3 separate regions of the Homo sapiens genome follow, and regions 2 and 3 are each linked to region 1. A link is a loop called in an ENCODE intact Hi-C map of the cell type or tissue named here. Cell type or tissue: GM12878. All regions are shown on one strand.

Region 1 (8,000 bases):
CATTTAGTTAATGGCTGCTATCACTAGATAACATACTCTCTAGTAGACGTATTCAGATGGAGCTTTTAATTTGCTGCCAATCCGTGGCTTTGGGTTGCTTCTACATATTGATTCAAGTACAGCCATTGCTTCAATAATTTTAAGCTGGCTGCAAGTTAGCAAAAGTCAGTTTTTTTTTCAGATAGATGTTAGTGTTTAGTATCTAGCAAAAACACAGTCTAGAAATCTAAGGAAACAGAATTCCTAGCTTCCATACCTATATTTCATTAACTTGCCGTGAAACCTTGAGATAATCTTAAAATTTGCTGCACCTCAATTATTTCACCTAAGAAATGGGTCTTCTCTACCCAAGAACACAATGTGAAAATAACTGAAATACTGTCTGTAGAAGCTCTTTGAGCTCTTTGAAAGAGTCAAACAATATAAATCAAAGCTGTTATTTTTATTTCTGAGTAAATTTGCTCAAGAATAGAATTGAGGTTTATATGATGGAGTTTTACAGACATAGGTTTATGTAGAGGGTTTTAAACTGATGCTATTCCATTGTGCTTAACACTGAATTGTAAAGACACAGAAAATACAGCCAAGTACTGTTAAATGACACTGTGTGCAGGTTTGAAATGCAGATTGCATAGTAAAAATGGCTGATACGTCTGTGCTCTCTAGAAGCCTGCTGGCTTCAGTGGGAGGTACTCTGGTCTAACATCCTCTGACTCCCTCTGAGGTGTAATTTCTCCCCCCTTGGAATTCAATGAAAACATATGAATATCTCTTACTGCTTCTGTTCTCTCACAGCAATACCAATGCAATCTTTCTCTACCAAATATTAGATGCTAAAAGTAGAGTCATCCAACTTTCTTTATAGATGACAGAGCAAATAATTCAGGAACACAAACTTTATACTATATGAGAGCATTTTTTGCTGTTTATAATATGGCATAAAACCATCTTGATCTCTTCCTGCTTAGCCGATATTAAATGAATGTTGTCTTTGTTCTCTAAGCCAGCCCTGGTACTGAAGGAACTACTTTGTCAATTACATCTTAAATTTTTTTTTTGTCTGTGAATAGAAAATTATTCCGTTTTCTCTTGAATTCTTGTGTAGAATATTGATAACACCAGTGATGAGAAACCACAAGTGTAATATAGGCTAAAACTAAATGCAGAGGCAGAGAGGGCCAGAAGGTGAAAAAGAACAATATCCATGATTTTAAAAAGATGTGATCCAAACAAAAGAAATCAATGAAGAACACAATTAAATATTGAAACACAACAGTGATTAGAGAGCATGATCAGAGAAACTGAAGGAAAACAAAACTGAAAAATAAAAACTTTTCTGATTATGCCAATGTGAGTAATCTTTCTCCGGTGTTAGAAAAATTAAATATTTAAACCTGGAGTTCCACGATGAATGAAAAATATGAGAGACAGCCCAATTAAGTCATCCTTACTGAAGAGGCTTTTCTCCAAAAATAACAGTCCTGCTTTTAATTATAGGTTCTTGGGTCTGTTAATCAGCCATCTTCCTCAAGGCTAAGCTTGGTGCAAATAACAGAGAAGGATTCAGCAAAATGCCCTGTTTAATTAAAATGAATTTAATTAAAAATATTTTTATACACATGACCAATCACCATTATTTATGCAGATGTTCCCACATAAGTCTTTGAAAAGGCATTTCTCCCCCCAACCTTTAAAAAATATGCTGTGCTTCTACAAGAACTGCTATGAAATGAAAAGCACTATGACTGGTAGTTAATACCTATTTTTATCAAAACAGCAGTGCAGCTCACACATCACCTGAGCAGCCGTAACCATAGTAACCCCAAATAGAAAGGGGCTTCAGATTATCAACACCATCAAAGGTAAGATAGTTCATGTGCCTCTGCAATAGTTACACTACAGCAAACTTTAAAGGATAAAGGTGGCTTTTATTCCTACTACTTAAATGTTAAATGAAAATAATGACTTGCAAGTACAGTGTATAGAAATGCCTTTCATTTTGGAAGACTCTTATTTCCTCAAAGTGTTAATAATAGAAAAGATGAAAACTCAATGCTATACATTTCTCCAGTGCTTCTATCTGATTATGGCGAGGGGACAGTAATCATCATTTTGCCAAGTTGGAGAATTCATACAGGGAAAACCCCACCCATAGGAGCCCTGCAGGATGAGAAGCTGGACGAGAAGGCATATTCTGTGTCCATGCACTCAGTGAGAGGATGGCTATGGTTAGTGATGATTGTCGACACGAATTACCTGCAATAAGGTATAGATGGTGACTTAGGGTGTAGACTGGCAGTCAAATCACAAAGAAAATGCACATTTAATTAGAGAAGGAGTGGAACTGGTTTGAAATATCAGTGAAATACCAATCCAAATACAAATCTGTATTTGGCTTTATAATTTATGGTTGGGGTAGGATGGAGTAGGGAAGGGTGGGAGGGCAGGGCATAAAAGGCCAGCAAGACCATACTTATTAATTATATTGTTAATTAATAATATTAATAATATTGATTATTCTATCAGAGGAACTATGATCTAGATAATCCAAAACAGAGACTAGTAGAAAAGACTTTCTGACAACATTTCCTAATGTTCAATATGTCTAGGGGGGCAGCATCTGGAAACATGGAGAAAATATTCTAAATTTTAAATATTTAAGTGTATAGTAGCTATTACAAAAAGCAGAAATTCCACATGAGGATAAATATAATTTTATTAATTTTTTCTTTTTAGTCTCTTTACATTTGAGATTTACCGTGGAAGTGGATGGACAAGTAATGAAAACATAAGAAAACAAATTCTTTAATTATGGTCATGTAGGAAGAAAATGGTATCTGGAAATTTTATGTTCAGGAATAAATAGGAATATCATGATAGTGTTATCTAAAAATCCAATAAAGTGCCTGAGAAGAATTCACTGCTAATAAAAATGTGTTTTAAAACACTTAGCAATTTACACATAATTTTCCATACAGCTCTTCATTTGATCTGACAAAAATTCTTTGAAGAAATGGAAGGTACTTTCTGTTTTGTTTTGTTTTGATAGTCTCTATTTTAAGGAAGTGGAAAGTGAGGTTCCAATAAGTTAAAGCATTAAACTGTGATGCTCCATTCACCCATGACACTAATCTTGCCTTAATGAACTGACACTTTTGATATCCAGGACGCTCTGACCACCAATCCCAACCTCATTTTTAGGAAATTTTTCTACCCTTATTACGTGCTTATTTTATTTTTAGTGGAAGGCTCCTCTTGGGATTAGTTTATGAGACATCCCTAACTGTGATCCTTTTATGCAGGCAATTTCACAGGGCCTCTCTTAGATGCTTTCACCCATAAACACACGAGCAGTGCCAGCGCCCTGGTTCACACTTCCCCTTGAAACCGGTGCGCCCCAGAATTAGAGCGACACCTAGCCGTGATTTTAGGTAGTACATGCTAGGAAAGCTTATTTGGGCAAGGGAGACAAACAAGAGACATCAGAGCTGGTGGCATCTCAAGAGGATACTACTCCCAGAGGTAGAAATCTCAGAGGTTTTCTAACAGCACTTTCTACTGGGAACTAGGACTCCTGCAGTTCACATTCTCTGAGGAGGAACTATATGATAAGGGAAGTTTATTATAATTATAATAAAAGGTAAGATGTGCACCCTTGAAATTACATACAGGTTCTACCAGTGCAATAAATGATATCTATTTCAGATTAAAAATATCAGTTCCAAGCCTCCTTCATCTCAATAATTCTTGACATTTACTCAGAAAAGCAAATATTTCATTCAGTTTTTATATTCATCGGGGCTGTGGACTAGTGCTACTAGCATCAACGAGACACTTGTTAGAAATGGGGTGTTGGACTTGACCCTGGACCTACGGAATCAGAATTTCAGGAGGCAGAACCCCCTAATTAGTACTTTCAGACTCTCCAAGTGAGTTTTACGTTCACTCACATTGGAGAACCTACTAATATAGAGCAAGAAGTAATCTTAAAAATCATCTAATTCCTCTAGGAATATATTAGGCAAATAAGGCCTAGAAAGCTTAAGTGGCCACCTTGAATTTTCCCTGCACATCAGAAATATGCCTTGTGCATAGTAACAGGGATTGAACTAGACCTGAGGTCTCCTAACTCCCAATAATAAAAATAGCATAGTGCTATGACACTTGTCAAGTGCAGGCTGGTTGGGCAAAACATTAGCTAAACAGAGACTTTGACTTTGTATCTATATTCCTCCTGGCTTCTAATTTCAGTAAATGAATTATCATCCATGCATTTAATTTAGGCACCAGACAGGATAATCCACAGTAAATTTTCTAAATTCAATTAACATGAGCCAGTAGTAGTCTCCTTATGAAAGCCAACAACGAGGGCTCAGGGCTTCATCAAGCACTTGGGATTCTTAGCACACTTTAGCTACTGGAGCAAGCAGAGATGTGTGACTTACATGTAATATGAGAAGTCATTGATTTTCATTTCTTTTTTCACTTCACGGCAGACACAATATCATACTGAGTTTGAAGATTTTCCTTTAAGATTTTCTCATTATACTTCAGAGTGATTTACTAATATCATATAAAAATGATTGGTTATTTTCTCATTTTTATGAAATTTTGAAGTTTTCAAGTGTACAGATGTGTTTCCACATAAATCCATAAATATGATCATAATATGCATACTCTTTGTTTAGTCGTTTGCTTTAATAGTCTTTTTTCTTTTCCTTTTTGGTATGTCTCTCTTTTTTCCACCTCTTCCTCTCTTAAACTCATATCTCCTCTCTCCCCAAGTAACCCAATTTTACAACGCAGTACAGAGGTCCTCAATGTTTTTGGCACCAGGGACAGGTTTCTCGTGGGGGATGGGGAGGAGGGCGAGGTGGGGATGGTTTCGGAATGAAACTTCCACCTCAGCTCATCAGGCATTAGATTCTCATGAGGAGCACACAACCTAGATCCCTCGCATGCGCAGTTCACAATAGGGTTCACACTTCTATGACAATCTAATGCTGCCGCTGATCTGACAGGAGGTAAAGCCCAGGTGGTTATGCTGGCTGGCCTGCCACTCACCTCCTGCTGTGCAGCTTGGTTCCTAACAAGCCACAGACCTGTACCCGTCTGTGGCCCGGGAGGCTGGGGACACCTGACCTAGTATATGTCCTACCAATTTCTCTTTATACTAAAATTCTCATTATAACAATTACACACACACTTGTAACAATGTTAAATTAGATGTTTAAAATGAGAAACAAAGCAAAAACAAACAAACAAACAAAACAAACAAAAACACATGTTATGTAGTGAGATGTACAATCTTAAAAGCAGCTGGGTGTGGTGGCTCATGCCTGTAATCCCAGTAATTTGGGAGGCTGAGGAGGGCGGATCATGAGGTCAGGAGAGCGACACCATCCTGCTCAACATGGTGAAACCCTGTCCCTACCAAAAATACAAAAATTAGCTGGGCGTGGCGGCGTGTGTCTGTAGTTACAGCTACTCGGGAGGCTGAGGCAGGAGAATCGCTTGAACCCAGGAGGCGGAAGTTGCAGTGAGCCGAGATCACGCCACTGCACTCCAGCCTGGGGACAGAGTGAGACTCCTTCTCAAACAAACAAACAAACAAAAACAAACAAAACAAAACAAAAAAACCCAGCACGTGTCTGAAAACCAGTTACATGACTCCATTGAACCTCTCTGCCATTTAAGAATGTGAAAGATCCTAGACTAGAGGTTAAGATCTGTGAAGGGAGTTCTTTTACTACTTGTGAGTTGTAAATCTGAACTCCCACATGGGGAGGGTTGTTTGCACATCTCAAGCCTGTAAAAAGAGACTTCCCTAGACCATCAGACAGCTTAAGATGACACACATGGAGTTTGGGGACACAGTGGATTACTGTTTGACTCTCGCTTTGCCATTATTACATGGGACTGCACATGTTCATTGCTGAGTTGAGTCTGTGATTACAACTCACAAACCAAATATTTTTATCCAGCAAGTCGGAAAGTAGTAGTCCCACACAATATTTTAAGGGGAGACTGGAAGAAAAAAAAGCACTTTCTGTGCCTATACCTCACAAGTCCCACTTTTCAATATAAAAGTTACACACAGATATGCATGGGGGTTATCTACACATAAATTTATAGGGGTCACCACTGCTTTTAAAAATGTGAATCATATTTTTATATACATTTTTGCATTTACTTTAATAGTCAACAATGCCTGCTGGAAAACTCTCAAGTTAACTGGAAGGGCACTAATTTATTTTTTTAATAGACATACAATATTGTGTAGATGTCCTACAATCTATCATCTTAAAAATGTTGCAGTACACATTCTTGTTCATATATCCTTAAGAACTGGTGGTTTTACTTGTGTGAGATAGCCTCCCAGGAGTCAGATTGCTGGGTCAAAAGGGGCTGTATATTTTAAGGTATAATAGCTTTGCCAAATTACTTTCCAGAAGTCTGTTAATGATTTAAATGTTCTCTAGAAATGTGTAAAAGTCCACTCTTTCCTGCAACCCTGCCAGCAATGACTGTTACTTGGTATTATAATTGTTGCCAAACTGTTAGGGGTAAAATGATATGCTGTTACTTTAATTTACATTTCCATGACTTCTTGGAAGTTTGAATAACTTTTTACATTTGTGGAACAAGTGGATTTGTGTGTCTATGAATTGCCTCTTCAGAGTCTTTTTTTTTTTTTTTTTTTTTGAGACAGAGTCTCGCTCTGTCGCCCAGGCTGGAGTGCAGTGGCACAATCTCGGCTCACTGCAAGCTCTGCCCCCCTGGTTCGTGTCATTCTCATGCCTCAGCTTCCCAAGTAGCTGGGACTACAGGCGCCTGCCACCATGCCCAGCTAATGTTTTGTATTTTTAGTAGAGACGGGGTTTCACCGTGTTAGCCAGGATGGTCTGGATCTCCTGACCTCGTGATCCACCCGCCTCAGCCTCCCAAAGTGCTGGGATTACAGGCATGAGCCACCGCGCCCAGCCTGCCTCTTCATAGTCTTTGTCAGTGTTTCCGTTACTTACTTCCAGATTGTCATTTTAAAGTGTTCTTTGTGTATTAAAAATAGTAATATTCTGTCCTTCGTATTTTAATAATTTTTCCCCAGTGTGTTGCCTATCTATTGACTGTTTATGGTGTCTTTTCCACTTAAATGTATTTTCTTTTTATATCTTCAAATATATCTATATTTATGGATTCTGGTTTTCCATTCTTTGTTAAGAAGAGTCTCTATATCCTTAATCTATAGATATAGATTTATAGATTTTCTTGCAGTAGTTTTTTAAAATTTCATTATTTACATTTTAATTCTTCTAAATATATTTTTGTAAATGGTTATATGTGTTCAATTTTATAATCTAAATGGATAGCCAGTGAATTGTGCTAGTACCATTTGTTAAATAAACCATCATTTCCCCATTGAATTGAAAGACCACCTCTGTCAGATTATCATTTTTCAATGAAATCTGTGTCTGGATCATCTATTATTTTTTACTGGTCTTGTGCTTCCTAGGCCAATACCACACTGATTTGATTATAATGGCATTGTAGTATATTCTTACATCTGATTAGGTAGGTTACCTCATGGTTTTATTCCACTTTATAAGCTTTAAGATAATTTTATCCAGTTTCAATGTTTAAAGTGGTAAGTTTTCATTGAAATTACCTTAAATTTTTGTATGAATTGGAGGAAAGTAGAATTTTCATGAAAGCTTTCTTCTCATCACCAAGATGGTGAACTATAATAGCATCGGCTACTGCTTTCCTCCACAAAGTCAATGATGAAGAAAGTATATAGAGAAAAGTGGAATTGAAACTAATAACAACAAAAGCCATGAGAAATCCCCAGGGAGAAGGAGCACTGTTTTGGATTGATGTGTGTGGGAAAGAGGTGAGAGGGGTGGGAAAGAGGTGAGGGGGGTGGGAAGAGTGCAGCAAATCTGGCAATGGGCGGCTACACACAGCAGTAAAAAAAAGCAAATTAGGAAAACAAACAAACA
Region 2 (8,000 bases), 240 kb before region 1:
CTATTACACAGTAGGGTGACTACAGCATGTAAAGGTGAAGTGTACATTTCATGATAACTAGAAGATTTTCAGTGTCATCACAATGATAAATGTTAAAGTGATATGGTAATTATCCTGATTTGATCACGATACTATGTATACATGCATTGAAATATCACATTGTGCCCCATAAATATGCATAATTATGTATCAATTATAAATTAAAAAAGAAATTACCCCTCCCAGGAGAGCTTAGAGTAGATGAGAGCACTTGAAAATGTGTTACAAATATTTATTGTTAGTATAAATGGGACATTTAGCAGAGGAATTTCTTTAGGAACTGAATCAAATGGTAACTCAGGCAGCTATGGTAGGCTGTGAGGATGTTTGGATGAGGTATGGAGTAAGAGTCCAACTTGAGATGTCATAATAGGACTGTGTGAAAGCAGCTTTTGCCTGACAATAGGAAGAGAAAAGGAGGGGAGAAGGTAGAACAGATAAAAGGCAGAGCCTGGCGGAGTCTATTTGTAAGGAGCAGAGTGGAAAGAGAAGTCCATCCCTGCTACCTTTCTAACCACAGTTCAGGCAGTTCATTTTTACATACACTTAGTGAACCAGACATGTCTCTGCTCTCAGCAAGCCCACAGTCTAGTGGATGATACCAAGAGGCAGCTTCTCTCCATCACTCTGCACATCAGATACCTGCTTGCAGAGGTCTGAGAGGAGGGGAGTGCACACCCAGATGGAGATCACCCCTCCAGAGGGGGAGGCTGAGTGTGTGTGGAGTCCTAGTCCTCAGAGCGTGTGTAGGATGAGGCTTCTGCATCAATGCCACGCATGACAGCAGCTAAGCGCTAGTAATACCAGAAGTCAGTACACAGTCAAGTTGTGTTCTCTCACTTGGCCATATAGACCAGGAGAGCAAGGAGGGCCTTAGAGGTCATATCTTTCAAATTTGTTACTTTACAGATGAAGAAACTGAAGCCCAAAAGATGTACTGATTCACTGGATCATGAATGGCAGAGCTAGAAACTGAAACCAGCCACTCTGGTGCCCTGCCCATTCCAAGTTTAGGTTCAAGCCACAGCGGCTTGACAGCTATTAGAATAAGAATGCATCTAGGGGAGAGGGCATTTTCAGTCTTATCAGTTGTTTACACTTCAAAGTTAATGACTTCATCAGAACCTTTTGGAGAACAGATTTGGAAAGAGGGTGAAGAGAGATAGGCACCTGGGATCAAGGAAAACAGGTTGTGACCACCAAAGTCAAGCTTTGCTGACTCCCAGTGGGGCTCATTAATGCACAGCCACAAGTTCTGACCCCATCCCCCAGCCTGTGTGTCTTAATGCTTTATCACTTGGAAGGGGAGGATAGAAACCTCTTTTGACAAAACAGAAGTGACTGCCAGAGTCCCAAGGAAATTCTGAGGGTTACATACACTCACACACACCTTTCTCTTATGGAGAGGCAGATTCCATTGCTGGCATAGGGCCTGGTCCCTACTGTTGAATCAGTGATGTTCACAGGCATGCAGGAAAGGCGGGACTTGGAGGCCCTAGCTAGTCTACCTGGGGCCCTGTGGAAGGGGCAGGGCAGTGATAGCCATAGTGGAGAGTGGGTGCTTCAGCAGCTGTTCTTTTGCTGAGCCCAGATCTGAGAGGGGGAGGCCAATGAAGCTGCATGTGGCCCTCTGGGGGAAGCATCATCTTCACTCACATTGGATAGATTTAAGAATTTGTGTTGGCACTGTTGGTTAGCTGACATACACCATATCCACCACCCTTTCAGCTGAGCCACCTTCCAGGTGGGCATGGTCACGTGACCCAGTTGGGCTAGGCAGACTCAAGCTGAAGTCTGTTGGGTAGGGTTTCTAGGAGATTTGCTTTCCCAATTTAAAAAAGGGAGAGCTAGATTCACCTGACATGCTGCTCTCTTCCTTTTTCCTTCCCACAACATGGATACACAGCAGCACTCTTTAGAACCAGCACAAGCCATTACAACAAGGATGACAAAAAGAGCCTCATCACTGATTTTATCCACTAGTTTTGGACTGCTTCCTCTAGGTTTCCTAATACATGAGAAAAATAAGAACCTATTTGTTTAGGCCACATAGTTGGGCATTTTCTTGGCTTTATAAAAGGCATCAGTCCTGGTGGTACTCAAGGCCTTTCACAGTCTGGTGCCCCTAAATCTTTCTCATCTCACCTCCTGCCATCTGCCTTCCTTCTCTAAGTCCCTTTCCTTCAATTCACAAGTCACAGCCCTGGGAAGCCTTCCCTGGAAGAACTAGTTGCACACAGTGCTTTGAGCTCCAGCTTCGTTTATGCCACTATAGCACATAGAACCATGAATTATTTGTTGATTTTCCCAGATTCCTGCAGTCATCTCTTAATTCAACTCTCAGCCCCTACCTTTGCCTCCCTGTAGAATACAGTGTATTCTCAAGACAGCAGAGGAGTTCTTTCAAATTGCCAGTTAGATCACATCCCTTGTTGCGAAATCCTCCAGTAGCTGCCCCCACCTTTTTTTTTTTTTTTGCGATGGAGTCTCGCTCTGTCACCCAGGCTGGAGTACAGTGGTGCAATCTTGGCTCCCTGCAAGCTCCGCCTCCCAGGTTCAGGCCATTCTCCTGCCTCAGCCTCCTGAGTGGCTGGACTACAGGCACCCGCCACCATGCCCGGCTAATTTTTTGTATTTTTAATAGATATGGGGTTTTACCGTGTTAGCCAGGATGGTCTTGATCTCCCGACCTCGTGACCCAATTCTTAAAGTGAAAGGCCGAGTCCTTACAATGGCTTATAAGGCCCTGTATGATCTTCCCACCCCTCTTACTTCTCTAAACTCAGCCCCTCCTACTCTCCTACATGCTCACCCTTCAGCCTCACTGGCCCACTTGATGTTCCTCCAATTTGCCAGGTACATCTCACCTTACAGTCTTTGCATAAGCTATTGCCACTGCTAAAATGCTCTTCCTCCTCCCAGTCTTTACTCAAGAGATAACTTCTCAGTGAGGCCTACTTGGACTACCTAATTCAAATCACAGCCCAATCCCATCCCTATAACCCAGCCTCCATTCTCTCTTCCTCTGCTCAATTTTTTTTTCTGTACCACTTATCACCTGATATACTATATAATTTGCCCATTTGTTAAGCTAATTTCTCACGGCTTATTTTCTCTTGCCAAAATGAAAACACCCTGAGCACAGGCATTTTTGTTTATTTCAAATGCTCAGAACAGTGCTTGGCACACATGTATTTGTTAAGTGTGTGAATAAATTGATTTGTATAAGATGACTACACACCGGGTAATTACTATGTTCTAAACTCTCTCAGCTCCTGATGATGTATGTAGTGGGAACAGGCCCTGGAAAGGTTCTCAGTGCAGTAAACTCTTTGCCCATTCCAGTTACCTCAACTAGACTAGGCTCATTAATAGGCACAGGGCAAGTATTATCAAATACAGGAAAAATGAGAACTGCAACACTGATTTCTGAAAAACTATCTCATTACAATCACATTCCTACTTCATGCAGAAAAGGAAAACTGGAACAGTTCCAGGGTTTGGAGAGCTTTACCGAGAAAAGGTTGTTAAAACAAGCAGGCTGCCCTGGAATCAGTATTTGAAGGGCTCTCTTCCCCCTAGAATGGTGGCCACCTGGCTGATCTTGCCCACATTATTTTTTTGAGACGGAGTCTCATTCTGTTGCCAGGCTGGAGTGCAGTGGCGTGATCTTGGCTCACTGCAACCTCCGCCTCCCAGGTTCAAGCGATTCTCCTGCCTCAGACTCCCAAGTAGCTCGGACTACAGGTATATACCCCCACACCCGGCTAATTTTTGTATTTTTAGTAGAGATAGGGTTTCACCATGTTAGCTAGGATGGTCTTGATCTCCTGACCTCATGATCCCCCCACCTTGGCCTTCCAAAGTGCTGGGATTACAGGCATAAGCTACTGCGCCTGGCCTCTTGCCTGCATTTTATTCCAACTGAAGGCATTTCTTACCTTTGGACTCAAAACATGCTCTGATTAGACCAGCAGCACCAATCAGCCCTGGTGGTGTTTCAAAGAACTTTCCTTCCTTTGAACTTAACAGTGAAAGGGAGGTTAGCCTTAACAATGAAAGGTTATTTAGATATATCTTTTTGGCCAACCCTTTTATGCAAATCTAACTGCACTTGATGACAGAAATCAATCTTGATAAGTTTGCTCTTGATTTCATGGAAGGGTGGACAGTTCATGTAACAAAGTTTTCTTTAGTTTCCTGACGTGTTTCAGGGCAATAAGAAATCCTATCGACTTTGAAGCTTTTTAAAAGAGATGGTTGCTGGGTTCTTTGGGGGGAATTTATCCCACAAACAGCATGAAGATTTATTTTCATTCAAAAAATTGTGATTTTTTTGTGTGTTTTGACTCTGCTTATCTCTTCAGTGGAAAAGTACTTTGTAACTGATAAGCACTTCAGCAGATCAAGGAGATTCATTACCCTGGCAGTTTTTCATTTTCAGATAGAAATGAGTAGAAATTATCCAATTTCTCTTTTTATAATAACGTCCAATACATTTAGTGTTCAATTTCACACTGTCCCTTGATTTATAGCATTTGCCAGATTAATCGAGATCTGGTGATATTATAAAAGGTGGGGGTGTTCTGTTAACCCTTTAAGCCCAGGAGGCAGGCATACAGAACACCATGGGAAATACACTGACTCTGAAACATACTCCAGAAAGCAATTAACTTATGTTCTATTCGTGTTTCTATCTTGTCCTACCCAGCTCCAAATCTTGAGGAAATATGCAGATTCCTGACAGCAGCAGAATCTTTCAGAAAGGAGTCTCAGAAAACTTTATTAGAACCAACTGGAAAGTAAGCTGGAAGGTGCATATGAAACCTTTCGAATTCTGATGGTTTTGAAGTATAGATAACCTATATCTTCTATACCTTTGCATGCCAGGTTTTTATGAGGAAGACTTGCCTTTCACTGTCTACCTCTCTAGGGGGCGCTGTGGTTTGGATGAAGCTTTCCTGGCTCTGTCACCTACCTCTTAACTTCATCTCTCTGGGTCTCAGTGTCCTTATCTTTAAAATGGACACAATAAGATGAAAAGTAAAGTATATGGCACATAGTAGCACTGTATAATAATACCCCCCAAACACTAAATTTCCCTTAATTTAGGCAATGTTTACAGCTCAAGTCCTAGCATCTTTCTCAAGGTGGCTCGTGAACTAAAGTGTGCAATGGTATGCAGACATGTGAATACAGTTCTGTCTGCAAATATATTGAAAATCATTCGATGACAGAAACTAGGTGTTAAATTGTGTTCCTTTGGTTTCCTATATAATGTAACTGCTTCATAGATATTTAGTGATGAATAACTTAAAAGAGAAAGAGGGGCAGAAGGAAAAAAAAGAAACCTCATGGGTTATCCTTTTTGCTTATTTGATAATTCCCTGTTTAGATTTCATTATGCTGGCAACTCCTGCAGTTCCTCTGGGCTGAAGAAGTCCTCCTGGAAGAGCAACCTGTAATTTTCCTTTCCAGTGTTCGATTGCAACTTCTAACCACCGTAGCCCCTTCATGCCAGCTTCAGCCAGTCTGAGGGCACAGGCTGGAAAAGAGAATCCTTTCCACTCCTTATTTCTCCAGAATACGCCTATGCTGCCTCTGAAACACCTCCGGCCCATCCCCCCCATCTCACAGCTACTGCCCTAGGTCATCTTATCTCACCTGGATTCAGTCTCATAAATGCCTCTTTCCACCCTGGTCCATGCTAACCTCTGCTGCTGGATCAGTTTGATTCAGGTATAGCTCCCCTGACTGGGGAACTAAATCCCTCAGCCTAGTCCCCATCGTCCTCCATTACCTCTCCACATTCAGCTCTCTCAACCTCACCTCCTTTTCTTCATGTCTCCCTTACTTCATCCTAATCAAGCTCATGTGGTCCACCCCACGAGCCCCTTCTGACCTCCCTGCCGCTGCTCATTTTAACCTATTCCCTGGTTGCCCAAATCTACCTTGTCTGCAGCCCAGGCCCTGATTTCTCTCAGGCAGGGCTCTCACGCCCCGCCGTCATCAAGCTTTTCCATCCATCAGCTGGGGGAAAATGGCTTCTGCTGGCATCCCTTGACCTTATCAAGACCTCTTTTAAAGTATTTATCCTTCTCAATTTTGTCTTATATTTTATAAAATATTATCTAATATTTTATATTACAAAAAATTGTATTTTCGTATGCCTTTTCTCTTCTACCTGGTTATACTGTAAGCATCTTGTAGCCAGAACTCATGACTGGTTTGTTTTTGAATTTTAAAGAAGTTTCTTTTGCACTATAAACCCAATTCACCTGATTCTCTGAGTTGGAGGAAAGGCATTGGTCGATAGTGAGAGCCCTTGGGTCCAATGGCGTTGTGTTTCTTAGTGAAGTAGGTAACAAAGTCAAAGTTTTCAAAGTAAACAAGCTTTAAATACTTAAGAAAAGTAATTTAGTTCTTCAAAACTATTAAAATGTGGCTTATATATTTTCACTTCCAGTTATAGTTCTATGGCAAACTTTACTATTCAAAAAATTACTGACTCATTACAGAAAATTGGGAAATGCAGAAAAGTGGGAGCAAGGAAAAATGTCTTCACCTTGAATCCAACACATTGCCTGACACGTTAGACTTTCACTATGTTATCTTAAAGGTAGGAATCAATGACATCAAATTTTTTGGGTGATATGGGGCCTTGGAATGAGAGGAATGTATGCTGGGGTGGGTTTCAGAAGCAGCCAGTTCAGTGGCAGGATTTGTGGGGTGATAGGAAGCCCCACTGAGACATCTCCCCAAAGCCCCCTAGCTTAGTGCCACACAGCCTGAAACAGTACACAAGTGTCCTCCTCTCCACTCTGCTCTGCCAACTCAGTAATACACCTGGAGGGTTAACAGAGTTACACACAAAACAGGATTGCTACCCTCCCTGCAGGGGCTGCCTGGGCCAGTGACAGAACTAGGAGAAATCATGTAGAAAGGAAAATTACAGACACAACAATCCTTTACCCAGCTTTTCTATCTAACCAGTCCCATGGGCCCAACCCATGTTTCTCCACCCTTCCTCATCCTCAGATCAGGCCTTTCCTTCTGCCCTTCTGCTCTTCTCTTGCTCCGAGTTCCATCAAATCAGCCCTCACAGTACCTGTCCGGACATCAGGGCTGGGGGTGTCCACTGGTACCGGGAGAAGTGGGCTTGAACCTCCACGAGACTTCCACATGCGACCTCGTCTTGCGAGCACTGGGCAGTGGTCCAGTCCTACTGCTGGCAGGGTCACCGCATGACCTCCTTCTCACAGGCATGCCCCCTCTCCTGCCCTAACAGGCTAATGAGCCAGACGTTGACGGTGAAAATTTATTATGAGAGCACTTAGTATTAGCACTAGGAGGCCCTGTTGCTCATCACTGCTCACAAAACATTTTGAGGCCTTCAGCTGGAAAGTGCTATAATTGCAAAACAGCCTCAGCCAGATCTCGTTCAGTCCATCAGAAACTGATAGGTGAGTTACTGTTCTGTTCTAATGAGTCCCTTCCAATTTGGTCAGATGATTTGTGAAAATCAGATCAGAGGCAAAGTCTTGCCTTCTTCCTGGTACAGATGGAAGAAGAAACTGTGAAAGTGAGGCTGTCCTGGATTTTGGTACAATACAGCAAAATAAAACATTGCCTTGTTACGGACTGTAATTTGTGACTAATTAGGTATAAATGCATTCTGGCTGGCCAGCTCCAATCTAGAGGTCAGCTGGTGTGTTTCCTAATGGACCAGCAAGAGAGAAGGCAAATGCTCATCACAGGGAAATGAGTGTCCTCAGCTGGGATGAGTTGGCTGTGTCTTTGTCAGCACTGCCACTCTGCCTAGGTGGGGTCTTCCTGAAGCCTTCCTTCTCTGAGTTAACTCTTACTTTTCTTTGATGTGTCCACTCAGAAGTCACTTTCTTCTCAAGGCCTTCCCTCACTCCCTGGATTATGTATAACCAGGCATTGAGCTAGATTTCCCT
Region 3 (8,000 bases), 610 kb before region 1:
GTATTTTGTTTTAGGATGTTGTGACTTAGCAAAAATAATACAGATGTCTTCCCCCCTTTTGTAGCTTTGACAATTTGAATTAGATTTCAAATAAAATCTGAACAGAAAACTATAATGTTGTTTTTTTGCCCCACCGGTGATATTAAGTCCCTTAAAGTCCTACTGAGTTTCACACTACTGTTGTGCTTCTTATACCTGATGCACTTTATAAGCCCCAGTGTTCAAGTAGCTTAAGTTTTATATTTACTAAGATGACTATCCAAATTAAGGGACCTGAGACTCCTATTTGGTGGTTTGCTAACCATTTGCTTTTGATAAGTTTCTCTTGGGTAATACTAATACCCAGATATCAAAGACTAGGTAGATATGGCATGGCGTTTTGTTAGTGGAATGCCTGGCTAAAACATTTTTTTCACAGAAGCAATATGATTTCCATACATCCAACCCATGTTCTGAGCAACTACTTACTTTTAGGGGGAAATTAAATATCTTTTCATTTCCTCTTCTATTATGAAAGAAGTTTATTTGTAAAACAAATTTTCTAACAAGGTTTGGCCATAGAATTCTCTTGTATGATCGTTGACCTTTTATAATCTTCTGTAGGCTATCTTTCAAACACTGGCATCAGAATATTTTTTATAAGTTTGTGTTTAAACAGCTTAGTTGGTCCCCCCCCACTCCCAAGAGACTTGGGTTTAGTTATAGCTTTAAGTAAAATTTAAAAATAAAATGTTTTTCAGGAAACTTCGTATCTAATGGTTTGTAAATTCAAGGTGCAAAAAGTTGATTTAAACCATTTGCAGAGTTGAACTCTATTATGAAAATAAATTTGCTACGGTATGAGGAAGAAATAAAACTTGTGTAATGTTGGTCATAATACTGCTATAAATATAATAAAGGGTTATGTAGAATTGAACTGACACTATTATTTGTGAATCTTGATTTCAGTTTTTTATGTAGGCACTTCATACACTGGTTTGATGGGTTTTTTTTTTCCTCCCTAAAAGAGAAAGTAGAAAACTATTCTAACAATGGATTATTTTGATTTAGCTTGCTTTTTAAAAAAATCTTTTCAACTTGTTTTACTTAATCTTGCCTAGTCACAAAATAAGATGTGCACCCATGGTTTGGAGAGTTCCTATATTAGCTGAGCAGTGAGATACACTATTTCCAAACGGTGCACACCTACAGTAGCTTTGGAAATGAGCCAATCACTGTTTTACTTAATGGTTCTTATCAGCATGCAAATATTGCTTGAAAGTTATTTCCTTATTCACTGTTTTGTTAGTCCATTTTGTTAGGAAACATTAATTCCTAAAAATTTGTTCAGAATAATTAAAAGTGAACATTTGGTGCTGATACTCAAAAACCTACAAATGTAGCCATTTAAAAAGTAACATGTTTTTCTCCCCTGCTCATTGCCTGGGAGAATGGAATTTTATATAACTACCTTTCTTTGCAAAAATAACGGTCGTGTCGAGTTGGTGGTGATTTTGGCATTCCATCTTGCACTGGTTTCTAGTATAGGCTTAGAAATAATTGGTCAGGTAATAATCTTTCCAGTCAAGTTGCAAGGGATGCTTATTTCTCTTCAAAAAAAGACATCCTGCGGGATTGAGTAGAAAATTTTAGGTCAGTTTTGGGTGCTTATTTGTAATATTTTTCCTACTACATTGGAGTTTAGCAGTTCTTTTTTTCTGGATCCAGATACAAGTGTCATGGTTTATCTTACAGTGGGTGAAACTGACTTTCTTTTGGTTGGGTGGGTGAGGATTTCTTAGGCCTGATAGAATATATATTCTGTGAAGTTTGTTAATGTACATATTAGATTGTATTGGATTTTTTTTTCTTGAATTGCAAATGGTATTATTAGATAGGTTATTTCCAGTTTTACTTCATGACAAATTACCTAGAGTAAACCTACTTAATACTCCCATGGATTCTATGAAAGTTTAATGGGATCAGAAATTGGTGACTTATAAGGGGGAAGATATTCTACCATATTTTTATAATAGCTTATTATTCATGTTTCTTGTCTGAAGGACACTCAAGTTACAGAGCAAAATTTCTATAGGTTGACTAGAATGTTCATAAGCATGGTCTTCCAGTTGCAGGAAAGATCATGTTCTATCTGTGGACACTTACTGTCCTCTACCACAGCTACGTGCCAGAGTTGTTTTCCACAGTTCTTATAAAGGGCATGACTTAGGCTCTTTACCCTCCAACTTAATGTTTATACACAGGGATTGTTTACTAGGTTAATGACATTTAACTCCCCTCTCTTCTGTAGGTGAGAGAAAATAAGTAAGTCTTGATCTGTTTCTTACCAAAGAGAGACAGACCTATGATGGAAAATGATCACGTCTCTGAATTTTTTCTTTAACGTTATAGTTCCTTATTACAGATAGTAAGCATATGGGAATTTCTGAGCTATAACATGTTGAGAAGTTAGAAATTAAAACTAACACAACAAAAGGCGCTGAATCAAAAGATCTTTGCTTTTATTTGGCTCAGAATGTTTTTGGCTTTTCTGCTAAAGATGGCAGAAATTACTCTACACAGACCTGATTTTTCTTTATTGCAGACCATTCTTGTGGGCTTACCCTGAGACTTTTATCCCAATTAGTGAATCTTGGAGGGAATACTTGCTTATTTATGACTTAGGTATTTCCCCCCAAACTTTAATATTCTTGAGCACTTGAAAATACTTTTGAGAAATTTTAACTGTGATTAAATTTAGGTTTATTAGAAATATTCTGTACACATTTGCCTCCATGGTGGCGTAAGTTCTGAAAAATTATATGACCGTGACAATAGTTTATCATCATCATTATTGTTATTCAAAATAAGGGTAAATAAATCTCTGTATTGCCAAAGTGACTTAAACTGTTCTGATGACCACACAGTGTGATTTCTTTAGCAGAGAAAGTTGGTTTTAAAAATAAATAGTACCACTTTTCTAAGACTGTACAGTTTACAAATAAGGTTTTTTTCTTTGTTGTTTTCCTCTTCTATTAAGTTTTAGTGAAAAGCCTAATTACAGAAAATTGTGCAGATACTAGTGAAGATACTAGTATAAGTTTAAAGGAACACGTGACTGTAAAATCTCACATTTACAAAGTGCTTGATCTCTTCATATTTCACACGCATGTTTTAGAATAGATTTTAGGGAGTGTTTAATTCATTATCCTTTTGACTTAAAATTTTTGTTACCAACTTCCTAGGACTTAGATAATATATAAATAAGTACAAATCCCAGGGGAAGTGTTGTGATGCTAGACTAAAAGGTGGGAATGTGCTGCTGTTCCGTGAGCCTTGTTCCATTGTTGAAAATTTGATGCCTCAGTGTTTATTCAGTACCACCTCATGGAGCTTCAATGTAAATGGATTATATGTATAATTGGTAATTTGTATAGTTTTGTAGATTGTAGATTAAATGCACTCATCATGTCACATGTAATTGTGCTTGGAGTATTTGTGTTTTATTCTTTTACTTCAACGGGTTCTTGTCTGTTACATCTCTGGTGATTTGAAATATCAGGAAAGACAGTTTGTCAGAAATGAGAATAATATAGTTGAAATCAGTTGGGCTAAAATATTCTACAGCAAGACAATTTCTTTTGGGTGAACTGATTCTATAATTTACTTACTTTTAATGTAAGGATTAGATTTATTGTTGAGCTGCTTTCCAGATCAGACTGTCACTTTATAGTTTTTCTACATAAAGATTATATAGTTGCAAACAAAGGTTGTGAAATTTCCCTTTTGTTGTTTTTGACTTTTAATTAATAAAAGTACATTGTTTTCATAGCAAACTTAGACTGTCCATGTAATTTTCTCCATATTGTTTTTCCGATGCAAGCCCAGTTAATAATTAGTTTTTTAGCAGCTTTCTCTCAAGTGAAATAAGTGATGTGACATGTTTATCAGTTATGGCTAAAATGTTACACTTTACATGTTTAAACTATAATCATATGTTTTCATGCTAGATGGTTCTCTTGGTTAGGAAAGTTCATTTCCTTATTGGTTTCCTTTTTTAAAAGTTATTTTATTCTGTTTAATTGAGGAAAATTTTAAACATTCTACAAAAGTAAAATAGTACAGTGAACCTTACATACCATAAACATGCAGATAACAACTTACATGTATCTCTAAATACTTTGTTTTTAAAACATACCTGCAGTGTCATTGTCACATTAACAAATCATTGGGTCCTTTTAAAAAATGACATTTAGTTATTTTAATTGTGAGAAGATGCTCATAACAAAATTTACCTCTTAACAAAGTGGTGTTAGGTATACTCATATGATTACGCAATTTCCAGAACTTTTTTTGTGTTGCAAAATTGAAACTCTGTACCCATTAAACAACTCATTTCCCTCTTCCTCCCCTGTCTCTCAGTATCATCATTCTACTTTCTGTTTCTGAATTTGACTACTCTAGATACAACATATAAGTGAAATCATACAGTATTTGTCTTTTTTTGCGACTGTTTTATTTCACTTGGCATAATATCCTCGAGGTTCATCCATATTATAGCATGTATATTGTTTCCTTTACAAAGCCCACTTTTTCTTTAAGTTTCCATATTATGGAATTTGAAAATGATTTAGCCCAAATGGTTCATTAGTATTTTCTATTTTGAGTAAAAACTTCAAAAGAGAACATGTAATACCAAGTGTATATGCCAACTACTCCACTTTCTTTATTTTTTAACCGTCTTCACTACTTTTTGTGCTCTCTGTTCTCTTTAATGGTTACATATGATGTACTTTGATATCAACACTTCATAGCATGGGGTAAAAAATACACTTTTGAAGCAAACTGATTTTGATATTTTAGTGGATTAGTACTATTGATGACCATACTTGAATGCTTTTTTAGTTTTATGTATTGCCCGATGAAAAGAAAACTTAAAATTTTGACATGTAGTAAACTCACTGATTATTCATTTTGTCACAGAGAAAGGAAAAATAGCTTTTTAAATTTTTTTTCAAGTTATTTTCTCTCATCCTTAGGAAACATAGTGTGTCGAACTGTTTTAGAATAAATAACTTACTTTTGATTTTCAAACGAGATGTGGCATGGCACAATGGTGAAGGAAGAGGAAAGGCCTGGGCCGTGAAGTCATATTTGGATTTGTGTATCAGCTATTCCCTTTTATCACCTAGAAGGAGGGGATATTAACCTTGAATGGTTATTGAAAGGATGAAATCACATGTATATCACTGGCACAGGGTTGTCATACAGTGGTGCTTAGATAAATATTCATTATTCCTGAGAACTAATGGTGGGAACATCTTATAACTAAAACAAGATAAAGAATAACAGTATAATTCCATAGCACTGATACCTTTACAAGATTTCCTTATACTTGATTTGTATTCAGTTAACAGATTTTATAAATAAAGTTGGTGATATGTTGGCATATTTATTGCATATGGAATACCACTTCATAATCTGCTTTCCCAGTGTTTTAGATGACATTTAATTCTTGATCTCCTATGAGAAAAACTATTAAATAGATTTTAAAATATACTTTTTATTAGTTGTCATTTATTATTGTGAATTCCCCTAACCAAAGTTCCTGGAAGGAGGAATCCCATAAAGGAAAATCTAAATGTAAACAGCTGAAATAGGGGATATGTGGAAAAAGCCTGGAGAATAGTATAAAGTGTGATGAAGCACTGGATTCTTTGTCAAAGTTCAAAGTAAAAGAAAAACCTGTACAATTATCAGAGCAGAGCAGCAGTATGCAGTTTTCACAAAATGGGTGGACAGAAAACAATCCTGTAAGAATTAAGAAGAGGGCTAGTATTATGAGTACAACTGAACTCCTGTGTTTTGTGTATGTTTGCAAGTTACAGTTTGTATTTTCAGATTATTCAAGAATAAGAAATGTACCCTAAAATTACTTTTAGAGTAGAGTTCAAACCATACGGAATTTGGAAAGGAAATTACAGTTTAAATTCAATTCAGAAATTAACCGCTTTGTAGTAACGTCCTCAGGACACATCAAGTTCTTTGGAGTTCTCACAACTGCACAAATGTAAATCTGGAAGAGCACAACTTTGATTAGAAATACTCTTTCGTCCTCCAAATAGCTGAAACATTGTCTTTGGAAAGAATAAGCACCTTGCTATATAGTTTGGCTACCTAGGCCACTAAATATTCTTATTACATGAGGGTGGTATTAGATGATTGATATGGTTTCGATGTTTATTCCCTCCAAATCTCATGTTGAAATGTAATATTCCCAGTGTTGGAGGTGGGGCCTGGTGGGAGGTGTTTGGATCATTGAGGCAGATCCCTCATGATTGGCTTGGTGTGGTAGTTCACATGAGATCTGGGGGGAGCGTAGCACCTCCCCCATCTCTCTTGTTCCTGCTGTTCCCATGCAATATGCCTGTTCTCCCTTTACCTTCCACCATGACTAAGCTTCCTGAGGCCCTCACCAGAAGCAGATGTCAGCACCATGCTTCCCATACAGCATGCAAAACCGTGAACCAAAATAAACCTCTTTGTTTATAATTTGCCCAGCCTTGGGTATTTCTTTAGAGCAATGCAAAATGACCTAATTGTTTTTGTTTCAGCATATTTTGTTTTATTGCACTGTGCAATAGCTACTGGATGTGAGGGGTTTATTAAAAACTTCTAGAAAAATGCTTTTCAGATGGCTTTTGGCCGTGCTAACATTTTAATAAAGGATCTGTCATATCCTTCTAGAAACGTAAGCAGTCTCTCTCACAGGATGTAGAAAGGTATCAAAAGCCAAAAAACATTCTATGTAGCTATTTTATATTTTCTAATCACAATAACATTTAGCTAACATGAACTTAAACTGTAAATTTCAAAGTTACATATTATGTATAGCTTACATATTTCATAGGATGCTTATCCTCAACTTTGGATACATCTTATCTGAAGAATGTGTTCTCCCCAGAAAAATACGTAGCATGTCTAATTCTGTGCCAAATACTATATATGTGTAAGTTCCACAAAGCAAAAATATCAAGTATTTCTCAAGAGACATTTACATCTAAAAATACTGTTTTAATTCTGAATTGATTGCCCTGAAAGCATGTGTAATTTGCCTTAAATATTAGGTAGGTTAGAGAAAGTCTTTAAGCAGGGACTGATCTTTGTGCTTGTTTGTTCTCATGACTGACATGACCTGGAACTTGTAAAAACTCAGAATATTCTTTATTTGCATGTATTTTGTAATAAAAGTATTATTTATCTTGCCTATTATGTAATAAAACCATGACTAATAATGTATGAAGAATGAGAGAACAGTTTGGTGTTAAGGTAAAGAATTACTGTCCACTGTATATTTCAGAGCCTATAATGCCATTCATAAGTTGCAGAACTCAACTGTCTAGGTGAGTTTAGTGTATTTCTAGAATAGTTTATCTTAAAATATTCTTCATGGTGAACAATCAGCATATATACTGATATTGTCCTCCCAGTGAGTGATTCTCTTCAAGTGCCATAGTGAAATTCAAAATATTAGCTACACAATCACCACTTCGTAGCTTTCCTTGTATCTCACATGTCCATATATAACTTAGATTATAGGGAAAAAGCCTTCAAGCTATTTTAGTGCCCAAGTGTACTCATACATACCCTTCTTTATTCCACACTTGGGCCCTTTGTCAAGAGTCCTTGCATAGCACCCACTTGATATGTCCTTGCATAGCACCCACTGGACATCCAAGGACCCTTGAGGGCCTTGCAAAGCTTATGACTTATGACTGTATGGAACATGGTTTACCTCTGGTGAAACAGACCGTTTTGATGAAAATAGAGGAGGATGTAATAAACTTTTGAAGAAAATAGAGGACTTGCCCTGGCCTACTTGCCTCTTCTGATTGCCTTGCAATGCATTTATTCTCCACTTTCTCTGCAACGTTTAGTTCTTTCCTTGCAGAGTGTTGGAGACAAGGTAAACGTGATCAGCTGCCTGGTCTTGGGTAAGGTGGTATTTTCTCTCTGTTAAA

Evidence for each region. A loop is a pair of places that touch in the nucleus more often than their neighbours do. Peaks named below come from ENCODE experiments on the same cell type or tissue, not always from the same donor. Only the 100,000 strongest peaks of a DNase experiment are listed, where the experiment ranks them.
Region 2: it touches region 1 in a loop (4-fold over the local background); 7 of 110 quality-filtered maps call a loop at or near these places.
Region 3: it touches region 1 in a loop (5-fold over the local background); 15 of 110 quality-filtered maps call a loop at or near these places.

Annotation. Positions count from the first base shown.
Region 1 is chr3:143,671,140-143,679,139 of GRCh38, forward strand. All of the region lies in intron 5 of SLC9A9 (solute carrier family 9 member A9), which reads right to left. Among named protein-coding and RNA genes, the nearest start is that of SLC9A9, 170 kb to the right of the region's middle. In GM12878, a CTCF peak has its summit at 3,412; a DNase peak (open chromatin) is centred at 3,402; H3K4me3 peaks cover 512 bases; H3K27ac peaks cover 744 bases.
Region 2 is chr3:143,428,985-143,436,984 of GRCh38, forward strand. The region is part of intron 12 of SLC9A9 (solute carrier family 9 member A9); the gene reads right to left. Among named protein-coding and RNA genes, the nearest start is that of SLC9A9-AS1, 91 kb to the left of the region's middle. RefSeq lists an enhancer at 917-1,437. In GM12878, a CTCF peak has its summit at 4,975 (motif pointing right); no DNase peak of the experiment used is centred here.
Region 3 is chr3:143,056,732-143,064,731 of GRCh38, forward strand. U2SURP (U2 snRNP associated SURP domain containing) reads left to right here. Exons shown (of 28, transcript NM_001080415.2): 28 at 1-3,994. Among named protein-coding and RNA genes, the nearest start is that of CHST2, 59 kb to the right of the region's middle. RefSeq lists an enhancer at 4,419-4,488. In GM12878, no CTCF peak of the experiment used is centred here; a DNase peak (open chromatin) is centred at 4,360; H3K27ac peaks cover 830 bases.